Linked DNA regions of Homo sapiens: region 2 is linked to region 1. A link is an interaction called in ENCODE POLR2A ChIA-PET data of the cell type or tissue named here. Cell type or tissue: OCI-LY7. All regions are shown on one strand. Each heading gives the region's core, and the rest is flanking DNA. Links, peaks and the distances in the headings are about the cores only.

Region 1 (10,836 bases), core at 721-8,720:
ATTCAAACATATTTCTTCAAGGATATTGATCTCTATTTTGATTTTAAGGGAAAAAGAGACCAAAACAGAAGAAGAAGAAATGGTAAAGCAAGAACTTTTAAGTTGAAGCATGTTTTATGTATCTTAGAAAAGCTAAACTCTTTTATAGCTGTCCTTTCTTAACCTATTTTACAATATTTAAAACACTGGAAAGATGAATTTATATGTCGTATTAATTGCAAATGTCCTTTTAATTCAAGGTTGAGTTAAAAGAATATCTGAAAATAAATGATACAATATATGAAGTTGACAGCAAAGCTGAGAATGGCATGACTTTTTCACGTCTTCTTAATTATAAGGTAACATTGATAACATTTAAATTCCAGGTTACCAGACTTTGTGTCTGGGGCACAACAAGAGTTTCCAATGGATTCCGTAGAATAGTCTAGATTTTTCAGAGAAACAGCTGATGCTTGACATTTGTTGGACACCATGCAGACTGCCAGTTCAAGATAGCTCGTTTCCAGTTTCAACATTAGATCACACCATATTCTTTTCTATGACATCATATCTTTGTGAAGTTGGGGTTTTTACAGTTGCTGTAAGCAAGTACCGTGTGAAAATCAATCTGGAACAGAAGAGAATAGCTGTGTCCAGTCTTATTTCAGATTTTGAAAGACAGTACCAAGTTGTGCACACATCCCATTAGTGAGCTGTTGTGGTTATTTAAGAATGAAATAAAAATATTTTTTCACTCAACTGATGTGTATTATTTATTCTAACAGCTACTAAATTGTGAGGAAGTACGTATTTATTAAGTTGTTTGGACCTCACTATTTAATTAACAAAACTGTAAAGTATTTCTTTGGGCCCTGGGGCTGTGAACAAAGAAAATTTGGAAAACTCTCCTGTAAATGTTTATTCATACAACAACAACAACAAAAGAATAATTTATGGACCATGTAGTTCAGATATTGGTGTATAAAATGTTAATGTCTACTATGTAAATTTTAGTGTTTTATGACTTGTATGAAGGATATTAAAAAGGGGAAGAAGGGATTATACAGTAGTTTTAGAATTCTGTGAAGATGTGTTATTCTACAGCTATGTCTTTAGTAAAGTTGAAGAAATAGATTTTAAATAACTTCACATTTTTTCTTCATGTTCTTTGTGTTCCTCATGTGACTACAAAAATTGTCATAATTCAGTAGTATGATTGAATCTGTGTTTTTGAAAACTTAATGGTTGTAAAGGGCATGTCTTATTTACACAGTCCGTTAACTATTATTAGGATCAATCTGTGTTTCTCTCTGTGGACTTTTTTGTTCTGCTGTGGTGGAGATGGGCATGTAGTGAGGCTATTAATAACATTAACTATTTTCACTTCTTTAATTTTCTTTAATTCACTTGTTTAATTCTAGGTTTTTTTTTAGACTAACTAGACCTAAGAAAATCATAATAACCTAAAAGAAAAGTGAGATTGAACATTTTGATGTTTAATATAGATTTCATCTTTTCTTTTAAATGATCAGATTTATTAAATTAGAAGTTTAGAATTATAGATGGTTTATTTACCTTTCAAATCACACTGGTAAAAAATTGACAGGGTTTCATGTTTACTAACCACTTTGTTCCTACATCTTGTTGTTTTGCAGTATTCTGATACCCTAAAAAAGATGGATCCTGATCACTTGGTAGCATTGGTGACAGAAGTTATTCCCAATTATTCCTGCTTAGTTTTTTGTCCTAGTAAGAAGAACTGTGAAAATGTAGCAGAAATGATATGCAAATTTTTAAGCAAGTATGTTAATATTTTTTAAATAGCCTGTTTTATTTTTATTAGGAATTACAGACTATGTATTAATTTTATTGGGCAAACACTAATTATGCCTTGCAAAACATCATATTAAGTTGTTTTAGTATACTGAAGGCCTTGACCTTGAAGAAAGAAATTTTAACTGTGAAAAATCACATGTGAAATAGCCAGAGAAACATTCTAAGGTGGCTGGGCACCATGGCTCATGCCTGTAATCCCAGCACTTTGGGAGGCCGAGGTGGGTGGATCACTTGAGGTCAGGAGTTTGAGACGAGCCTGGCCAACACGGTGAAACCCCATCTCTACTAAAAATACAAAAAATTAGCTGGGTGTGGTGCCTTGCACCTATAATCCCAGCTACTGGGGAGGCTGAGACATGAGAATCTGTTGGACCCGGGAGGCGGAGGTTGCAGTTAGCTGAGATCGCACTACTGCACTCCAGCCTGCGTGACACAGCGAGACTCCATCAAAAAAAAAAAAGAAGACCAGGCACGGTGGCTCATGCCTGTAATCCCAGCACTTTGGGAAGCCAAGGTGTGCGGATCATGAGGTCAGGAGTTCAAGACCAGCCTGGCCAACATAGTGAAATCCTGTCTCTACTGAAAATACCAAATTAGCTGGGTGTGGTGGCGTGCACCTGTAGTCCTAGCTACTCGGGAGGCTAAGGCGGGAGAATCACTTGAACCTGGGAGGCAGAGGTTGCAGTGAGCTGAGACCACACCATTGCACTCCAGCCTGGGTGACAGAGGGAGACTCAGTCTCAAAAAGAAAAGGAAAAAAAAAAGACAAAACCCTAAGACTATATGTATGAGAATGTTAAGTAATATTAGGTCAGTGATTCAAAACCTTGGGTGCATAGTGAATCATCTTGGAGGCTTTTAAAAATTCCAAAGTCCAGGCTACATCTTAGACAAATCAGAATCTCTGGGAGTGACACCCAGATATCATTTTGTAAAGCTCCCCAGGCAAGTCCAACATATAGCCAAGGACAGGAACAACTGGCTTAGTCAGTCAAAGGACTAATCACTGTTACCACTGTGGAAATGAATTGTATCTTCCATTGCCTTTTTTTCTCTTTTCCTTTTTTTTTTTTTTTTTTCCTGAGACAGGGTCTCACTCTGTCACCTATGCTGGAATGCAGTAGCACAAATTCAGCTAGCTCACTGCAGCCTCTGTCTCCTGGGCTCAAGTGATCCTCCTACCTCAGCCTCCCAAGTAGCTGGGACTACAGGCACACACCACCACTCCCAACTAATTTTTTGTAATTTTCATGGAGATAGTATTTCACCATGTTGCCCAGGCTGGTTTCGAACTCCTGAGCTCAAGCAATCCGCCCCCCATAGCCTCCCAAAGTGCTGGAATTACAGGCGTGAGCCACTGCGCCTGGCCTGCCTTTGTTTTCTTAGTAAACTTCACACTTAGTTGTATGGACATTTGGATATAATTTCCTGAGTAAGAAATGTGTTGTCTTATAATTTTGTAGTATCTTAATATTGGCTCTGTCGTATTCATAGAGATAAGTATGAAGTTACTTTAACTACTAACAGTTCAGTTTTTTATACACCTGTTTGTCCCATGTGTGGTTTTATCATTTTCTGAGATTTCTTTCAGCCCCTTAGCTAATGCTGTATCACTATTCATAGTCTATTAACCTGAATGCTAATCTAGTCAACCTCTACCTCCTCTTTCAATCCTACTATCATGGATTGGTCTAAGATAGACTTAAATTTATTGAATAGCAAAATATAAAAATGTTTGGAATAAGATGAAGGAGTTGCTCATTTTGGTAACAGTCTGCTTTTACAATGATTTTGATTATAAAAGCTTAAGGAAATTAAATTATCATTAAAAAAATTCTCAGTAAATCATTCATTTTCTTAGAGTAATTCAAGGTAATAAGATGGAGACACTGGCTAAGTGATGGAAACATTGTAGGATGTGAAGTTTCTAAAGTGCAAGTGTTTAGGCAGTGTTTTACCATGGAAGTATGATTTAATAATATGTATGTTTCCATCTTCAGAAAAGAAAATTTATGTCTTTAAAAAAACTATCCCCTATAAAGATATATGTTATAAAGAAAAAAACAGTTATAACATCCAGAGCAAAGGTCTAAACCTGGTGTCCATGGATTCAAAGGAAGTACAGGAATGAATTTTAGGAAATCCACGAACCCTCTGAAATTATATGTAAAGTGTTGTATTTATGTAAATAGTTATATTTTTCCTTTTTTTTTTTTTTTTTTTTAGACAAGGCTTTGCTCTTTCACCCAGGCTGGTAGGTTCATAGCTCATTGCAACCTCAAACTCCCGGGTTCAAGCAATCATCCCACCTCATCCTCCCCCATAGCCTGGAACTGCAGGTGCATGCACCACCATGCCCGGCTAATTTTTGTTATTTTTTGTAGAGGTGGTCTTGCTTCACTGCCCAAGCTGATCTTGAACTCTTGGGCTCAAGCAATCCTTCTGCCTCTACCTCCCAAAGTGCTGAGATTACAGGCATGAGCCATCGCATTTCGCCTTTCCTTAGTTTTGATAAGATTTTCACAGGGTTCTGTAATCCACAAAAAGATTGAGAGACTGCCTAATAGTTAATGAAGTCAGAATCAAAATTCTAAGAACATTTAATGTACTTAACTCAATGGAAATAGTACATTAAAGAATGTTTACATTAGCATCTACTAAAATGAAAATGGTAGAAATTTTGTCACTAAAAGATCAAGGGCTCATATTTCTAACAGATCTTTTTCATAGGGAATATCTGAAACATAAGGAGAAAGAAAAATGTGAGGTGATTAAGAACTTGAAGAATATTGGCAATGGCAACCTGTGTCCTGTTTTAAAGCGCACTATCCCATTTGGAGTTGCCTATCACCACAGTGGCTTAACAAGTGATGAAAGGAAACTCTTGGAGGAGGCCTACTCCACAGGAGTGCTCTGTCTTTTTACCTGCACATCTACCCTAGCGGCAGGTGTCAACCTACCAGCTCGAAGGTAAGAGATAAGTAAGTGTTGACCAGGCTCAGAACTTTTCCATTTCTAGCTTGCGAGGAGTTTTGTTGTTTTATGCTTTCTCAGTAGTGGATGAGAATTTATCAAATGTTCTTTTAGCATATGCTGAGTTGATTGGTTGGTTTATTTTCTTTAATATTTTAATGAATATGTAATGAAATATGTAATGAAAAATAACGTTAATAGATTTCTTGATATTAGAATTCCATCCTTTCTGCTCTTTATATCTGGTTTTGATGTTAGGGTCTATTAATCTGGTTTTGTAGAAATAGTTGGCAAGTGTTTTACCTTTTTTATGATATGAAAGAGTTTATTTAACATAGAGATTTCCTTGAAATCTTGGAGAGCTGATCCATAGGCAATTTGTGTCTAATATATGTATTTTAAAGCAGGCCCTTGATTACCTTTCCAGTTATTACCAAAGGTGTAGGCCTGTGTAATTGACTTCTCCCCTTTATAATTTATGATCATGGGGTATTTTGCTAATAAATGATCAATTTTTATAAACTTTCCATGAGTGTTTAAAAAAATATGTATTTTCAGTTGAATATGCAGTTTTGTACATCTCAGCGAGATCACAGAGGTTCATTGTGTTATCGGCTTCTCTATTTTCTTACTATATTTGATTCCTTGGTCTATCAATTTCAGAGAAGTGTGTTAGTCTCCCACTTTAATTATGTAGTTATCAGTTTCTCCTTTTTGCATCTCTAGAAGTTATTACTTTTTATATTTCAAAACTATTTAGATATACAAAGGTTTACTTCAAATATCTTATTGCCGAATTATACCTTTTATCAATACAATAAATACTTGTTTTTCTCATTTAATAATTTTGCTTTGAATACCAGGACTCATTTTTTTTTTTTGCCACGTATGTACCTTTTTCCATTCTTTTATTTTCAATTTCTGTCTCTCATTAAGTTTTCCATTTTTCAGACAATTGAAGAAAAAAATGAAAGTTATATATCCTGTTTCTATTATTCCAGTGGTTACTCTTAAAATTTTAAGTTGTAACCAAACATTTTTTATTACTTTAGAATTAATCAATAACTGTCCTCTCCTGAACATAAAAAGAGGCTTAGCATGTCCTTAGTATATTCTACTCTGCCCCATGAATGTTGCAATTACTTAGAATTTTAGTGCCAGATTTAAACATTTTCTTTCATCTTATGTAGTATTTAAACTTACCTGTAAATCATACTTCTTTTTTGCTTACCACTGCCTCTTATATCCCACATCTTTCTTCTCTGATTTTTTTTTTTTTAATTTTGCCTTCCTTGAGTAATCCTTTTTAGAATACCGCTTTAGGGGGTAAAACATTTTGACTCTTTGCATAGTTGAAGATATCTGTATTTTGGCCTCACACTTTTACACTTCACTAGCAAAAGAATTCTAGATTCAATTTTTTTCCTTTAGGGATTTTGTAAATATTGTTCCATATTTTCTAGAGGCCAATGTTGCTCATTTTTGTCTCTGCATGGATTTTCTGTTTTTCTTTTCCAGAAACTTTTAGACTTTTCTCTTTAACCTCCCAATTTTGTCATGGTGTATAATAATAGTTGTAATTACTACATTCCCCTCCCTTTCATGTAGTAACAACTTTACATGCATTGACTTGATACAGCTTCACAATAACTCTGTGAGGAAGGTCATATTTTATTACACACCTATTATAGAAGGGGAAACTGAGGCACTAAATAATTAAATAATTTTCCCAACTTTAAAAAGTTACATAACTTTTTCCCAACTCATTTTCCAACAAATGAGTTTTAAAGCCAGTGTTTGAACCCAGGAAGTTTGATTTTACAATCCCAACAGTACTACTTTTCATTCATAGGGCTTAGCACTTGGGTGGATGCTTTTAATCTAAGCTTTATGCCTTTCTTCTTTGAGTAATTTTTTTTCTGTTATTTCTTTTTCTTCCCATTATCTCTGTTCCTTGCTTTTATAATTTCACTTAGGCAGGGTTGAGGCCTCTTAGATTCAGCTTTCGTATCTCTTTTCTTACACATTTTTCAGAATGTGGAAGAATGTAAGCACACGTTTGTGCCATGTAATTTTTTTCAACTTTACCTTCCATATCAAAAAATCAGTTTTTTTGTAATCCCAGCACTTTGGGAGGCAAAGGTAGGAGGATTGCTTGAGCCCAGGAGTTTGAGACCAGTCTGGACAACATAGCAAGACCTCATCTCTACTAAAAAATTAAAAACTTAGCTGGGCATGGTGGCATACACTTGTGATCCCAGCTGCTCGAGAGGCTGAGGTGGGAAGATTGCTTGAGCCCAGGACATCGAGGCTGCAGTTAGCTATGATTGTACCACTGCACTCCAGCCTGGGCAACAGTGAGACCCTGTCTCAAAAAAAAAAATGAGTTTTTAACTGATATCCATTAACTACATTAACTGTATCCATTAACTATTTTCATTCATTATTCAGTTCTTCAATTGAATTTTCTTTTTTGTGAGACAGAGTCTTACTCTGTTGCCCAGTGGCCAGGCTGGAGTGCAGTGGTGCGGTCTCGGCTCACTGCAACCTCTGTCTCCTGGGTTCAAGCGATTCTCCTGCCTCAGCCTCCCAAGTAGCTGGGATTACAGGCGCCCACCACCACACCTGGCTAATTTTTATATTTTTAGTAGAGTCGGGGTTTCGCCATGTTGGCCAGGCTGGTCTCAAACTCCTGACCTCAGGTGATCTGCCCACCGTGGCCTCCCGAAGTGCTAGATTGACAGGTGTGAGCCACCACACCTGGCCCTTCAAATTTTTTATGAATTTTTAAATAAAGTTAATTTTTTTTTATTTCTAAGAACTCTCTTTTGTTGTTCTTTCCTTATAATAGTCTACTCCTTTTTTTTTTTTTTTTGAGACAGAGTCTCGCTTTGTCTCCAGGTTGGAGTGCAGTGGCATGATATCTGCTCACTGCAACCTCTGCCTCCCGGGTTCAAGTGATTCTCCTGCCTCAGCCTCCCAAGTAGCTGGGATTACAGGCACACAACACAATGTTTTTTAGTTTTTGTGTTTTTAGTAGAGACGGGGTTTCACCATGTTGGCCAGGGTGGTCTTAATCTATTGACCTCGTGATCCTCCTGCCTTCGCCTTCCAAAGTGCTGGGATTTACAGGCATGAGCTACCACACACGGCCAATAGTCTACTCCTTTTTTTTTTTTTTTTTTTTTTGAGACGGAGTCTCGCTCTGTCACCCAGGCTGGAGTGCAGTGGCGCAATCTCCGCTCACTGCAAGCTCCGCCTCCTGGGTTCACACCAGTCTCCTGCCTCAGCCTCCTGAGTAGCTGGGACTACAGGCGCCTGCCACCACGACCAGCTAATTTTTTTATTTTTAGTAGAGACGGGGTTTCACTGTGTTAGCCAGGATGGTCTCCATCTCCTGACCTCGTGATCCGCCCCCCTCAGCCTCTCAAAGTGCTGGGATTACAGGCGTGAGCCACCACGCCCCGCCAATAGTCTACTCTTATATTGTGGATATAATACTCTTTGGAATTTTCTGTTAATGCTAATTAGGATTTTTAAAAGTTCTCTTCTGATCCCTATATTATCTGGTTTTGTGGTCACTTATTCTGTATATTCATGTTATGTTTCTTTTATGTTATTAGTTTTCTTCAAGTATTTGGTAATCTTTTCTGCATATGAGATTTATAAATAAAGAGGAAGTTGACTAGTATAGGTAAACAATAGGTTTTTTCTTCCCTTTGGATAAGAAAGCTGACTAACTGACTATAGACTTCTGTATATATGAACATAATTGAAATTGCTTTTTTTTTTTAAGAGATGGGGTTTCACTCTGTTGCCCAGGCTGGAGTGCAGTGATGTAATCACGATTTACTGCAGCCTCAACCTCCTAGGCTCAAGTGATCCTCCCACCTTAGCCTCCCAAGTATCTGGGACTACAGGGGCACACTACCATGCCCAGCCAGTTTTTTGTTGTTGTTGTTGTTGTTTTTGTAGAGACTGCATCTCACTATATTGCCCAAGCTGGTCTCAAACTCCTGGACTCAAGCAAACCTCCCACATCAGCCCTCCAAAGTGCTGGGATTACAGGCATGAGCCACTGAGCCTGGCTGAAATCACCATTTTTGTAGGTCAAAAACAGTTGACATCTGCAATTTTATACAGTTCAAAATAATAAAAATTCATAAATAGATATGTATATGTTAGTGGTGTATGGTCATATTTTTTATTTATGGAGTATAAAGTCCAAACGCTTTGGAGACTACTGCTACAGATTGATCATAGGCATTGCAGCTGGGCAGACTTGAGTTCAAATGATAGCTCTGGTAATTACTAATTTTTTAGTTTAGGATAAGTCAGTTAACTGAGTTGTAATTAATTCCTTTATAAAAATGAAATAAAAAAGTATATTATAACTAAGAGTTTTGTAAGAATTATAGATAATATGTGTAAAAACCTAAGAAATCATAGATTCTTGGTAAACACTAGTTACCTATTATTTTGTGTTAGTATGTCATTAAATTTAATATCACAAATATATAATGAAATTAAGAATTTTTTAAATTGGTGCTGTTTGCTGTAGAGTATCATTTTTCATTAATTCCACAGAGTTATTTTAAGAGCTCCCTATGTTGCTAAGGAATTTTTAAAGAGGAATCAATATAAACAGATGATTGGCAGAGCTGGTCGTGCTGGAATAGATACTATTGGGGAGAGTATCCTCATATTGCAAGAAAAAGACAAACAACAGGTAATACTCAATTTGGTTGGTTGGTTGTTTTTGTCTTTTTCTTGGTTGTTGGTCTAGCCCTTTTATGAAATCATCTTTTAAAAATTAATTATTAATTTTCTTTAAATGATGCTTTCTTTCCTATATGATTAAGAATTAGAGTGGTTTGAAAATGTATGTATTTCAGACAATGAAAAAATATTTTTCCTATTTGTTTTTCTTCCATTTTTAATGAAGATAAATGTTAAATTCTTTTGTCTTTACTTTTTTGGTCTCCTTCTGGCTCCACAAGATTTATGTAAAGTATAAAATATTTATATTAAATACCATTTATTTTTAATAATAACACAAGGCATGGTTTTGCTTTAACCTTTATAGGTATTGGAGTTAATAACTAAACCATTGGAAAACTGTTACAGCCATCTTGTTCAGGAATTCACCAAGGGAATCCAAACATTATTTCTCTCTTTGATTGGTTTGAAGGTATTTTTCTTAAATTTTTTATCTTATTACTGTTATCTGAGACAATAGAGGTTAAAAAGTTATGCAATAACTTTATATATGCAACTGTGTAGATTTTATACTAATTTTTTATTTAATAATTTTTTCTTTTAATTTTTTTCTTTTTAATTTTGTTTTCTCATCCCCTTCAGTGATTAATGTAAATAATTTTTAAAAGATCATGGAATGGTTAGGTGCAGTAGCTCACACCTGTGATCCCACCTCTTAGGGAGGCTGAGACAGGAGGATCGTTTGAGCCCAGGAGTTCAAGACCAGCCTGGGCAACATAGCAAGACCCCATCTCAAAAAAAAAAAGATCACTGAATCCTAATGCTTGGCAAGTGGTTGGCACTTAATAAATACTTGAATTAATGAAATTGGCTTTTTTTTTTCTTAGAGATGGGGTCTTGCTATGTTGGTTAGATTGGTCTTGAACTCTTGTCCTCAACAGTCCTCCCACCTTAGCCTCCCAAAGTGCTAGGATTATAGGCATGAGCCACTGCGCCTGGCCTGTTTTGTTTGTTTGTTTGTTTGTTTTTTCTTTAATCTGGGACATGGTGATGAAATTAACTTTGGAACTGAGCGTGGGTGAACTTCCAAGTTGGGGCATCAGTGGAGAATCTGGATTTGAGAAGCCAGAAGCAGAGGCTGGCCCAGTGGGTTTCAATTACTATGTCAAAAACTTTTTCAGGGAGGAATAGAAAGATAACATGATGGTAGATAGAGGGATCAAGTAAAGGTTCCCCTGCCCCCCTGCACTCTTCCACCCCCAGTGTTAACTCTAATCATTTAGGTAGGAAACAGTACAAAAACAAAGTACATTAATAATCCAAAAACCA
Region 2 (10,836 bases), core at 2,012-10,011, 200 kb after region 1:
CATTCTAACTGGTGTGAGATGGTATCTCATTGTGGTTTTGATTTGCATTTCTCTGATGACCAGTGATGATGAGCATTTTTTCATGTGTCTGTTGGCTGCATAAATGTCTTCTTTTGAGAAGTGTCTGTTCATATCCTTTGCCCACTTTTTGATGGGATTTTTTTTTTTGTAAGTTTGTGTAAGTTCTTTGTAGATTCTGGATATTAGCCCTCTGTCAGATGGGTAAATTGCAAAAATTTTCTCCCATTCTGTAGGTTGCCTGTTCACTCGGATGGTAGTTTCTTTTGCTGTGCAGAAGGTCTTTAGTTTAATTAGATCCCATTTGTCTATTTTGGCTTTTGTTGCCATTGCTTTTGGTGTTTTAGTCATGAAGTCCTTGCCCATGACTATGTCCTGAATGGTATTGCCTAGGTTTTCTTCTAGGGTTTTTATGGTTTTAGGTCTAACATTTAAGTTTTTAATCCATCTTGAATAAATTTTTGTATAAAGTGTGAGGAAGGGATCCAGTTTCAGCTTTCTACATATGGCTAGTCAGTTTTCCCAGCACCATTTATTAAATAGGGAACCCTTTCCCCATTTCTTGTTTTTGTCAGGTTTGTCAAAGTTCAGATGGTTGTAGATGTGTGGTGTTATTTCTGAGGCCTCTGTTGTGTTCCATTGGTCTATATCTCTGTTTTGCTACTAGTACCATGCTGTTTTGGCTACCATAGCCTTGTAGTGTAGTTTGAAGTCAGGTAGTGTGATGCCTCCAGCTTTGTTCTTTTTGCTTAGGATTGTCTTGGCAATGCAGGCTCTTTTTTGGTTCCATATCAACTTTAAAGTAGTTTTTTCCAATTCTGTGAAGAAAGTCATTGGTAGCTTGATGAAGATAGCCTTGAATCCATAAATTACCTTGGGCAGTGTGGCCATTTTCACGATATTGATTCTTCCTATCCATGAGCATGGAATGTTTTTCCATTTGTTTGTGTCCTCCTTTATTTCGTTGAGCTGTGGCTTGTAGTTCTCCTTGAAGAGGTCCTTCACATCCCTTGTAAGTTGGATTCCTGGGAATTTTATTCTCTTTGTAGCAATTGTGAATGGGAATTCACTCATGATTTTGCCATTTGTCTGTTATTGGTGTATAGGAATGCTTGTGATATTTGCACATTGATTTTATATCCTGAGACTTTGCTGAAGTTGCTTATCAGCTTAAGGAGATTTTGGGCTGAGAGGATGGGGTTTTCTAATTATACAGTCATGTCGTCTGCAAACAGAGACAATTTGACTTCCTCTTTTCCTATTTGAATACCCTTTATTTCTTTCTCTTGCCTGATTGCCCTGGACAGAACTTCCAACACTATGTTGAATAGGAGTGGTGAGAGAGGGCATCCTTGTCTTGTGCCAGTTTTCAAAGGGAATGCTCCCAGTTTTTGCCCGTTCAGTATGATATTGGCTGTGGGTTTGTCATAAATAGCTCTTATTATTTTGAGATATGTCCCATCAATACCTAGTTTATTGAGAGTTTTTAGTATGAAGGGATGTTGAATTTTGTGGAAGGCTTTTCTGCATCTGTTGGGAAAATCGTGTGGTTTTTGTTGTTTGTTTTGTTTATGTGATGGATTACATTTATTGATTTGCATATGTTGAACCAGCCTTGCATCCCAGGGATGAAGCCAACTTGATCGTGGTGGATAAGCTTTATGATGTGCTGCTGGATTTGGTTTGCCAGTATTTTATTGAGGATTTTCGCATCGATGTTCATCAGGGATATGGGTCTAAAATTCTCTTTTTTTGTTGTGTCTCTGCCAGGCTTTGGTATCAGGATGATGCTGGCCTCATAAAATGAGTTAGGGAGGATTCCCTCTTTTTCTATTGATTGGAATAGTTTCAGAAGGAATGGTACCACCTCCTCTTTGTACCTCTGGTAGAATTCAGCTGTGAATCCATCTGGTCCTGGACTTTTTTTGGTTGATAGGCTATTAATTATTGCCTCACTTTCAGAGCCTGTTATTTGTCTATTCAGAGACTGAACTTCTTCCTAGTTTAGTCTTGGGAGGGTGTATGTGTCCAGGAATTTATCCATTTCTTCTAGATTTTCTAGTTTATTTGCGTAGAGGTGTTTATAGTATTCTCCAATGGTAGTTTGTATTTCTGTGGGATTGGTGGTGATATCCCCTTTATCATTTTTATTGCATCTATTTGATTCTTCTCTCTTTTCTTCTTTATTAGTCTTACTAGCGGTCTATCAATTTTGTTGATCTTTTCTAAAAACCAGCTTCTGGATTCATTGATTTTTTGAAGGGTTTTTGTGTCTCTGTCTCCTTCAGTTCTGCTCTGATCTTAGTTATTTCTTGCCTTCTGCTAGCTTTTGAATTTGTTTGCTCTTGCTTCTCTAGTTCTTTTAATTGTGATGTTAGGGTGTTGATTTTAGATCTTTCCTGCTCTCTCTTGTGGGCATTTAGTGCTATAAATTTCCCTCTACACACTGCTTTAAATGTGTCCCAGAGATTCTGGTACATTGTGCCTTTGTTCTCGTTGGTTTCAAAGAATATCTTTATTTCTGCCTTCATTTTGTTATTTACCCAGTAGTCATTCAGGAGCAAGTTGTTCTGTTTCCATGTAGTTGTGTGGTTTCGAGTGAGTTTCTTAATCCAGAGTTCAAATTTGATTGCACTGTGGTCTGACAGTTTGTTGTGATTTCTGTTCTTTTATATTTGCTGAGGAGTGCTTTACTTCCAACTATGTGGTCAATTTTTGAATAAGTGCAATGTGGTGCTGAGAAGAATGTATATTCTGTTGATTTGGGGTGGAGAGTTCTGTGGATGTCTATTAGGTCAGCTTGGTGCAGAGCTGAGTTCAAGTCCTGGATATCGTTGTTAACCTTCTGTCTCGTTGATCTGTCTAATATTGACAGTGGGGTGTTAAAGTCTCCCATTATTATTGTGTGGGAGTCTAAGTCTCTTTGTAGGTCTTTAAGGACTTGCTTTATGAATGTGGGTGCTCCTGTATTGCATGCATAGATATTTAGGATAGTTAGCTCTTCTTGTTGAATTGATCCCTTTACCATTATGTAATGGCCTTCTTCGTCTCATTTGATCTTTGTTGGTTTAAAGTCTGTTTTATCAGAGACTAGGATTGCAAACCCTGCTTTTTTTTGCTTTCCATTTGCTTGGTAGATCTTCCTCCATCCCTTTATTTTGAGCCTGTGTGTGTCTCTGCACGTCAGATGGGTCTCCTGAATACAGCACACTGATGGGTCTTGACTATCCAATTTGCCAGTCTGTGTCTTTTAACTGGGGCATTTAGCCCATTTACATTTAAGGTTAATAATGTTATGTGTGAATTTGATCCTGTCATTATGATGTTAGCTGGTTATGATGTTAGCTGCGCATTAGTTGATGGAATTTCTTCCTAGCATCAATGGTCTTTACAATTTGGCATGTTTTTGCAGTGGCTGGTACCGGTTGTTCCTTTCCATGTTTAGTGCTTCCTTCAGGAGCTCTTGTAAGGCAGGCCTGGTGGTTACAAAATATCTCAGCATTTGCTTCTCTGTAAAGGATTTTATTTCTCCTTCACTTATGAAGCTTAGTTTGGCTGGATATGAAATCCTGGGTTGAAAATTCTTTTCTTTAAGAATGTTGAATATTGGCCCCCACTCTCTTCTGGCTTGTAGAGTTTCTGCCGAGAGATCCGCTGTTAATGTGATGGGCTTCCCTTTGTGGGTAACCCGACCTTTCTCTCTGACTGCCCTTAACAGTTTTTCCTTCATTTCAACTTTGGTGAATCTGACAATTTTGTGTCTTGGGGTTGCTCTTCTCAAGGAGTATGTTTGTGGTGTTGTCTGTATTTCCTGAATTTGAATGTTGGCCTGCCTTGCTAGGTTGGGGAAGTTCTCCTGGATAATATCCTGAAGAGTGTTTTCCAACTTGGTTCCATTCTCCCTGTCACTTTCAGGTACACCAATCAAACGTAGATTTGGTCTTTTCACATAGTCCCATATTTCTTGGAGGCTTTGTTCATTTCTTTTTACTCTTTTTTCTCTAAACTTCTCCTCTCACTTTATTTCATTAATTTGAACTTCAATCACTGATACTCTTTCTTCCACTTGATTGAATTGACTACTGAAGATTGTTCATGTGTCACGTAGTTCTCATGCCATGGTTTTCAGCTCCATCAGGTCATTTAAGTTCTTCTCTACACTGTTTATTCTAGTTAGCCATTTGTCTAATCTTTTTTCAAGGTTTTTAGCTTCCTTGCAATGAGTTCAAACATCCTCCCTTAGCTCGGAGAAGTTTGTTATTACTGACCTTCTGAAGCCTACTTCTGTCAACTCGTCAAAGTGATTCACTGTCCCGCTTTGTTCCGTTGTTGGCGAGGAGCTGCAATCCTTTGGAGGAGAAGAGATGCTCTGGTTTTTAGAATTTTCAGCTTTTCTGCTCTGGTTTCTCCCCATCTTTGTGGTTTTATCTACCTTTGGTCTTTGGAGTTGGTGACCTACAGATAGGGTTTTGGTGTGGATGTCCTTTTTGTTGATGTTGATGCCATTCCTTTCTGTTTGTTAGTTTTCCTTCTAACAGTCAGGTCCCTCAGCTGCAGGTCTGTTGGAGTTTGCTGGAGGTCCACTCCAGACCCTGTTCCCCTGGGTATCACCAGCAGAGGCTCAGTTGGAAATGCAGAAATCACCCGTCTTCTGCATCAATCACACTGTGAGCTGCAGGCCAGAGCTGTTCCTATTTGGCCAGCTTGGAATGGGAAAAACTCTTTTTTTTTTTTTTTTTTTACCCCATTTATTCCTTTATGTAGGAAGACTGATAGTTAAATGTCTAAAAGACAGACAACAGATAAAAGGCAAGAGAAAAGTAATTTTTTTTTATCCTGGCATCACAGGCTTAATCATGTCAAGTTTCAAAACAACCCCAGCAGTCATCTGACCCTGTTCCTGCAGTTACCTAGTGGAAGGGTAGTGTCAAGAGTGATAAAAGTGTAAGAATATTTACCTGTGGTTTCCTTCTTAAAATAAAGTGGAAGCCAGGCACAGTGGCTCACACCTGTAATGCCAGAGCTTTGGGAGGCCAAGGCAGGATGATCCGTTGCAGTCAGGGTTTCAAGACCAACCTGGACAACATAGCAAGACCTCATTTCTACAAAAATTTAAAAATTCGCTGGGTGAGGTGATGCATGCCTGTAGTCCTAGCTACTTGGGAGGCTGAAGCAGGAAGATTGCTTGAGCTCAGTTGTTTGAGGTTACAGTGAGCTATGATTGCTTAACTATACTCCAACCAGGACAACAGAGTAAGACTCTGTCTTTAAAAAAAAATTAATTAATTAATTAATTAATTAAAACAATAAAATAAAGTGAAGAAGATTCAAAGTTCCACTATCTACAGGTCTGTCAGGAGAAACAGATAATAGAGAAATGATAACAGCCGGTACCCACAGAGTGCTACTTACTACATGCCAGGTGCTGTCCTAAGCACTTTACATCTGCGAACTCATTATTCAGTTGAGGGAACTGAAAGAATCTTCGCTTTCAACCGTCAGTTATATTGCCTTTTCACAGGCAAGGCAATTGCAGTTATGTTGCAATTTTCAATTGCATCTGCAATCAGATGCAAAGGAATTGCTAAAGACTCAGTAGTTGAGGGCTATATTTTGAGCCAGGACCAAAGCAAAGAACTACTTTCATTTATAATAAGGGCCCAGATGCAGGAAGTAGACATCTCAGACAGTGTGGTGTGAGAGCAGTGTGGGATGGCAAAAAGAGGATCCAGGCCATCCTGGAAATAGTCCTTTGGCCACAGAAGTTAATTGTTACCATCAGTGCCTTAGAAAGTAAGAAGTAGTGACTGACATCAGGACTCCAAAACTGGGTAAAGTTCAGAATAGATGCAGTCATTCTTCTTTTGTCATCTTCACGAAATCCTGAATTATGAAATTCCTCTGGGAATATTTATATGTTGATACCTGCACAAAATAGACCCTACGTGATAATAATCATCTCTATTTTGGTGCATAGTTTTCTGTATTTCCTGTGTGCATGTGTGTGTATGTGCACACACGTGTTTGCGTGTGTGCATGTGTATGTGAGTGTATGTGTGTGGTGTGAATGTTTTCAATATGCATCAAGGGCCTGGACAATGTGATATATGCGTGTTTGTTACTTTTAATCTAGAAATAGGAATTTAGCATTTGAAGTGCCCTAATCAGGAATATACTCTCCAGGATAGGTTTGAAATGTTTTTCTCAGGTCTCCACATTCCAGAGGACCTGTTACAAGTGGTTTGACTATTGCTATCTCAATGTACTAGTTGTTAATATACTTTTAAAATGATAGAAATAGTTTTCAGTTGGCAAAATGTGCGATGTTTAAAATATGTGGATTAGCCAGGCACAGTGGCATGTGTGTGTGATCCTTCTCAGGTGTCTGAGGTGGGAGGATTCCTTAAGCACAGGAGGTTTTTGTCTGTTTTTGATTTGTTTTTGTTTTGTAGAGAAGGTGTCTTGCTATGTTGTACAGGCTGGTCTCAAACTCCTGGCCTCAAGAGATCCTCGTGCCTTGGCCTCCCAAAACACTGGGATTATAGGAATGAACCACCATGGCCAGCCAAGCCCAGAAGTTTGAATCCTGCCTGGGCAACATAGCAAGACCCCATCTCTAAGAAAATAAAATAAACTTAAATTTAAAAAATAAAATGTGTGAGGCCGGGTGCGGTGGCTCACGCTTGTAATCCCAGCACTTTGGGAGGCTGAGGCAGGCAGATCACGGGGTCAGGAGATCGAGACCATCCTGGCTAACACGATGAAACCCCATCTCTACTAAAAATACAAAAAATTAGCCAGCATGGTGGCAGGCGCCTGTAGTCCCAGCTACTCGGGAGGCTGAGACAGGAGAATGGCGTGAACCCAGGAGGCAGAGGTTGCAACGAGCTGAGACCACGCCACTGCACTCCAGCCTGGGCGATAGAGCGAGACTCCGTTTCAAAATAAATAAATAAATAAAAATAAAATAAAATATTTGGATTAATTAGCAATACTGTAGAAGAATCTGTGTCCTTATATGTATAGAAGTGCATAAAATTTATGAGCCCAGCAGCCTATCTATATCTTTCAGAGTGGTCTTTGTGGCTCAGGCTCTGATTTGGACCTGAAGATTCTGCTACCTATTCTGAATAGTAAGTGAGCTTAACTTGGCTCTAGAATATTATTGCATCTGCCTTGATTAATTCTTTCCTGCAAGATACTTGGCAGTGTGCCAATGGTGGAGACAACCAGTTTTCTACCAAATAGTCCATTCTCCTCTTCTTCTTAGGTGCTTGGCTACACCACCCAATCCAGCTCACCTAACAGATAGCTGTATTCATGTGGCTAAGTTTCACCTGATGGCATGTGAGTAGAAGAATGTATACCTAGATTTCTGGGCCTACACCTTAAGAACATGAATATGCCTATTCTGAGTTCTTGTTCCCTTCTTGCCATTTGGTTGGCTAGAACTTTGCTATGCAGACAACAAAAGGCCCAGAGAGTAGTGCAGAATCACGTTGGAAGGAACCTGAGCCCCTGAGTGGCTCATGAAGCAGACCACCTGCCACCTTGGAACATTCACCTTGGACTGTTGCTTTAAACCACTGTATTATTATTACAGCAGCTTTTCCTTATCTCATCCGATACAGTGCCTAAGGGACTGAGCTGAGCTTGTAAGAAGAGCACGCCTGCTTGCTAATGATTACAGCGGTAGCAGAATTCCATCTAGGGCTGGATACCAAGGTAACATGCAAACATTTAGTGAGTCTGGGGGGAACAGCAACACAAAGCCCTACCCTACCTCTTACTTTTAGAGGCCTTCAACATCTCCCAGTAAGAATCTAACAGGTGTTTAAAAATGCAGATTTTGTTCACAGCTAATATTATACACTACAGTGAAAATGGAAAGCCTTTCTTCTAAGATCAGAACAACGCAGAGATGTCCATTCTTGCCACCTCTATTCAACATAGTATTGGAAATCCTAGCTACAGCAATTAGGCAAGAGAAAGAAATAAAAGACATTCCCCAAATAGGAAAGGGAGAAGTTAAATTACACCTGTTTGCCAATAACGTGTCCTTATATATAGAAAACCCCAGAGACTCCACCAAAAAACTGTTAAGATAAACAAATACAGTAAAGTTGTAGGATCCAAAATCAACACACAAAAATCAGTACACTGAAAACTATTTAAAAAATAATTAGAAAAATAGAAGACACAAATAAATGGAAAGATAGCTCATGCTCATGGACTGGAAGGATTAAAGTTGTTAAAACGTCCATATTACCCAAAGTGATCTATACAATGGAATACTATTCATCTACGTCTGGGTGCCTTAGACTGCAGAATTATCTGCCCAAACCACTTGGAGCCTATTTACAGGGCTAGTACATTCTCTTTCCTGATTAAGTCCTCCTAAGGGCAGACTGCACAGCTGGAGTACACAACCCTAATGGCTAAGGATGCCCAGGGGACACACATTTTATGAAGTGGGTGTGGTTAGAGCTTAGCTATGCAGCATCAGGTGTCCACACATGTGTCCACAAAGCCCTTTGTAGTGTAGGATGGGGCATAGGTAGAAATAAAAGAGGAAATGCCCTCAGACCAGGGATGGGCAGCCAGGGAGCCAGCTGTCTCCATAATCTGGAGACCCCAAGAAGTCTGAGAATTCTAAATAGGAACCTGCCCTTCCAGGTTATTATAAAAGTGTATTTGTCAAGATGTGAGGGTAGAACATATTTTATTTAACAGTTCGTTACAAATATTTAGACCTGGCCGGGCACGGTAGCTCACACCTGTAATCCCAGCACTTTGGGAGGCACCTTTGCCCTAAGGGCCTTCAGCAGAGGCATTTCCACCAATGAACAAGTCATCAGTGTTACCCTGCGTCCTACTTACCATCTTTCCCTCCAACTCCAGGCAAGCCTGTCTGCAATCTCCCAAATCTTATACATGTTGAACTATTGTGGCTGATGATGCCAGGGTAGGTAATCATGAGAGCAGCTAAAGGGAGACCATGGTGTTGCTAACTTAGCAGAAGCCTGGAGCTCAGAGCGAGTGCAGGGTAGCCAGAGTGGCACTGGGTGGGGAAGTGGGTGGAAATGCGGGATTGCTTTCTTGATTTCTTTTTAATTAGTTCATCCTGGTTATATAGAAACTACCAATTTTTGTATATTGGTTTTTGTATCCTTCAACTTTACTGGATTTACTTATCATTTGTAAGACTTTTTTGGTAGTCTTTAGGTTTTTCTAAGTATAAGATCATGTCATCTGTAAAGAGAGACACTTTCACTTCTTTTCCAACTTGGATTATGTCCTTATTTCTTCCTCTTTCCTAATCGATCAGGCTAGGACTTCCAGCACTATGTTGAATAAGAATAGTAAAGGTGAGCATCATTGTCTTATTCCAGTTCTTAGAGGAAAGGCTTTTAGCTTTTCCCCAGGTGGTATGATGTTAGCTGTGGGTTTGTCATATATGGCTTTTGTTATTTTGAGGTATGTTTCTTTTACGCCTAACTTGTTGAGACGTTTTATCATGAAGGATGTTAAATTTTATCAAATGCTTTTTCTGTGTTTATTGAGATGATCATATGGTTTTTGTCCTTCCTTTGGTTAATGTATCACATTTATTGATTTGCATATGTGGAACCATTTTTTGCATTCCTGGGATAAATCCCACTTGATCATGGTGTATTATATTTTTGATGGTTGTTAGATTTAGTTTGCTAGTATTTTGATGAGGATTTTTACATCTATGTTCCTGAGAGATATTTTTCTCTCATAGTTTTCTTTTTTTGTGTGTCCTTGTCTGGTTTTAGCATCAGGTAATGCTGGCCTTACAGAATGAGTTAGAAAGATTTCCCTCCTCTTTAATTTTTTGGAATGATTTGAGAAGAATTAGTGTTAGTTCTTTATAAGCTTGATAGAATTCAGCAATAAAGTGATCCAGTTCTGGGCCTTTCTTTGTGGGGAGAGTTTTTATTATGATGTAATCTCATTATTGGTCTGTTGAGGTTTTCTGTTTCTTCCTGGTTTAATCTTAGAAGGTAGTATGTTTCCTGGTATTTAATCAATTCCCTCTAGGTTTCCTAGTTTTTGAGCATATAGTTGTTCATAATTCTCGCTGATGACCTTTTGCATTTCTGGTGTCTGTTGTCATGTCTCCTTTTTCATTTCTGATTATGTTTATTTGGATCTTATCTCTTCTTGGTTATTCTAGCTAGCAGTTTATCAATTTTGTTTTTCTTTGCAAAGAACCAACTTTTTGTTTCATTGATCTTTTGTCTCTTTCATTATTTATCATTGCGGTTTGGTGGTTTTCTGTAGTGGTAACATTTGATTCCTTTCTCTTTCTCATTTGTGTATCTGCTATGCCAGTGAGTTTTACAGTCTTATGTGTTTTCTTGATGGTAGACATCATCCTTTCTGTCATGTGTGTCCATGTGAAGAGACCACCAAACAGGCTTTGTGTGAACAACAAGGCTGTTTATTTCACCTGGGTACAGGCGGGCTGAGTCCGAAAAGAGAGTCAGCAAAGGGAGATGGGGTGGGGCTGTTTTACAGGATTTGGGTGGGTAGTGGAAAATTACAGTCAAAGGGGGTTTTTCTCTTATGGGCAGGGGCGGGGGTCACAAGGTGCTCAGTGGGGGAGGTTCTGAGCCAGGAGGAGGAATTTCACAAGGTTAATAGTTCAGTTAAGGTGGGGCAGGAACAAATCGCAATGGTGGAATGTCATCAGTTAAGGCAGGAACAGGCCATTTTCACTTTTGTGGATCTTCAGTTGCTTCCGGCCATCTGGATGTATATGTGCAGGTCACAGGGCATATGATGGCTTAG

What was found. ChIA-PET counts read pairs that join two places held together with the same protein. Peaks named below come from ENCODE experiments on the same cell type or tissue, not always from the same donor. Only the 100,000 strongest peaks of a DNase experiment are listed, where the experiment ranks them.
Region 2: POLR2A ChIA-PET joins it to region 1 with 14 read pairs; 3 of 35 experiments call an interaction of 5 or more read pairs at or near these places.

Annotation. Positions count from the first base shown.
Region 1 is chr4:83,430,807-83,441,642 of GRCh38, reverse strand. HELQ (helicase, POLQ like) reads left to right here. Exons shown (of 18, transcript NM_133636.5): 7 at 240-338; 8 at 1,635-1,780; 9 at 4,546-4,785; 10 at 9,376-9,517; 11 at 9,875-9,979. Among named protein-coding and RNA genes, the nearest start is that of HELQ, 20 kb to the left of the region's middle. In OCI-LY7, for the core only: a CTCF peak has its summit at 4,542; DNase peaks (open chromatin) are centred at 1,292, 4,182 and 4,742; H3K4me3 peaks cover 6,140 bases; H3K27ac peaks cover 6,545 bases.
Region 2 is chr4:83,235,429-83,246,264 of GRCh38, reverse strand. No RefSeq gene overlaps it. Among named protein-coding and RNA genes, the nearest start is that of COQ2, 44 kb to the left of the region's middle. RefSeq lists an enhancer at 10,676-10,725. In OCI-LY7, for the core only: no CTCF peak of the experiment used is centred there; DNase peaks (open chromatin) are centred at 5,144, 5,574 and 8,494; H3K4me3 peaks cover 1,556 bases; H3K27ac peaks cover 2,717 bases.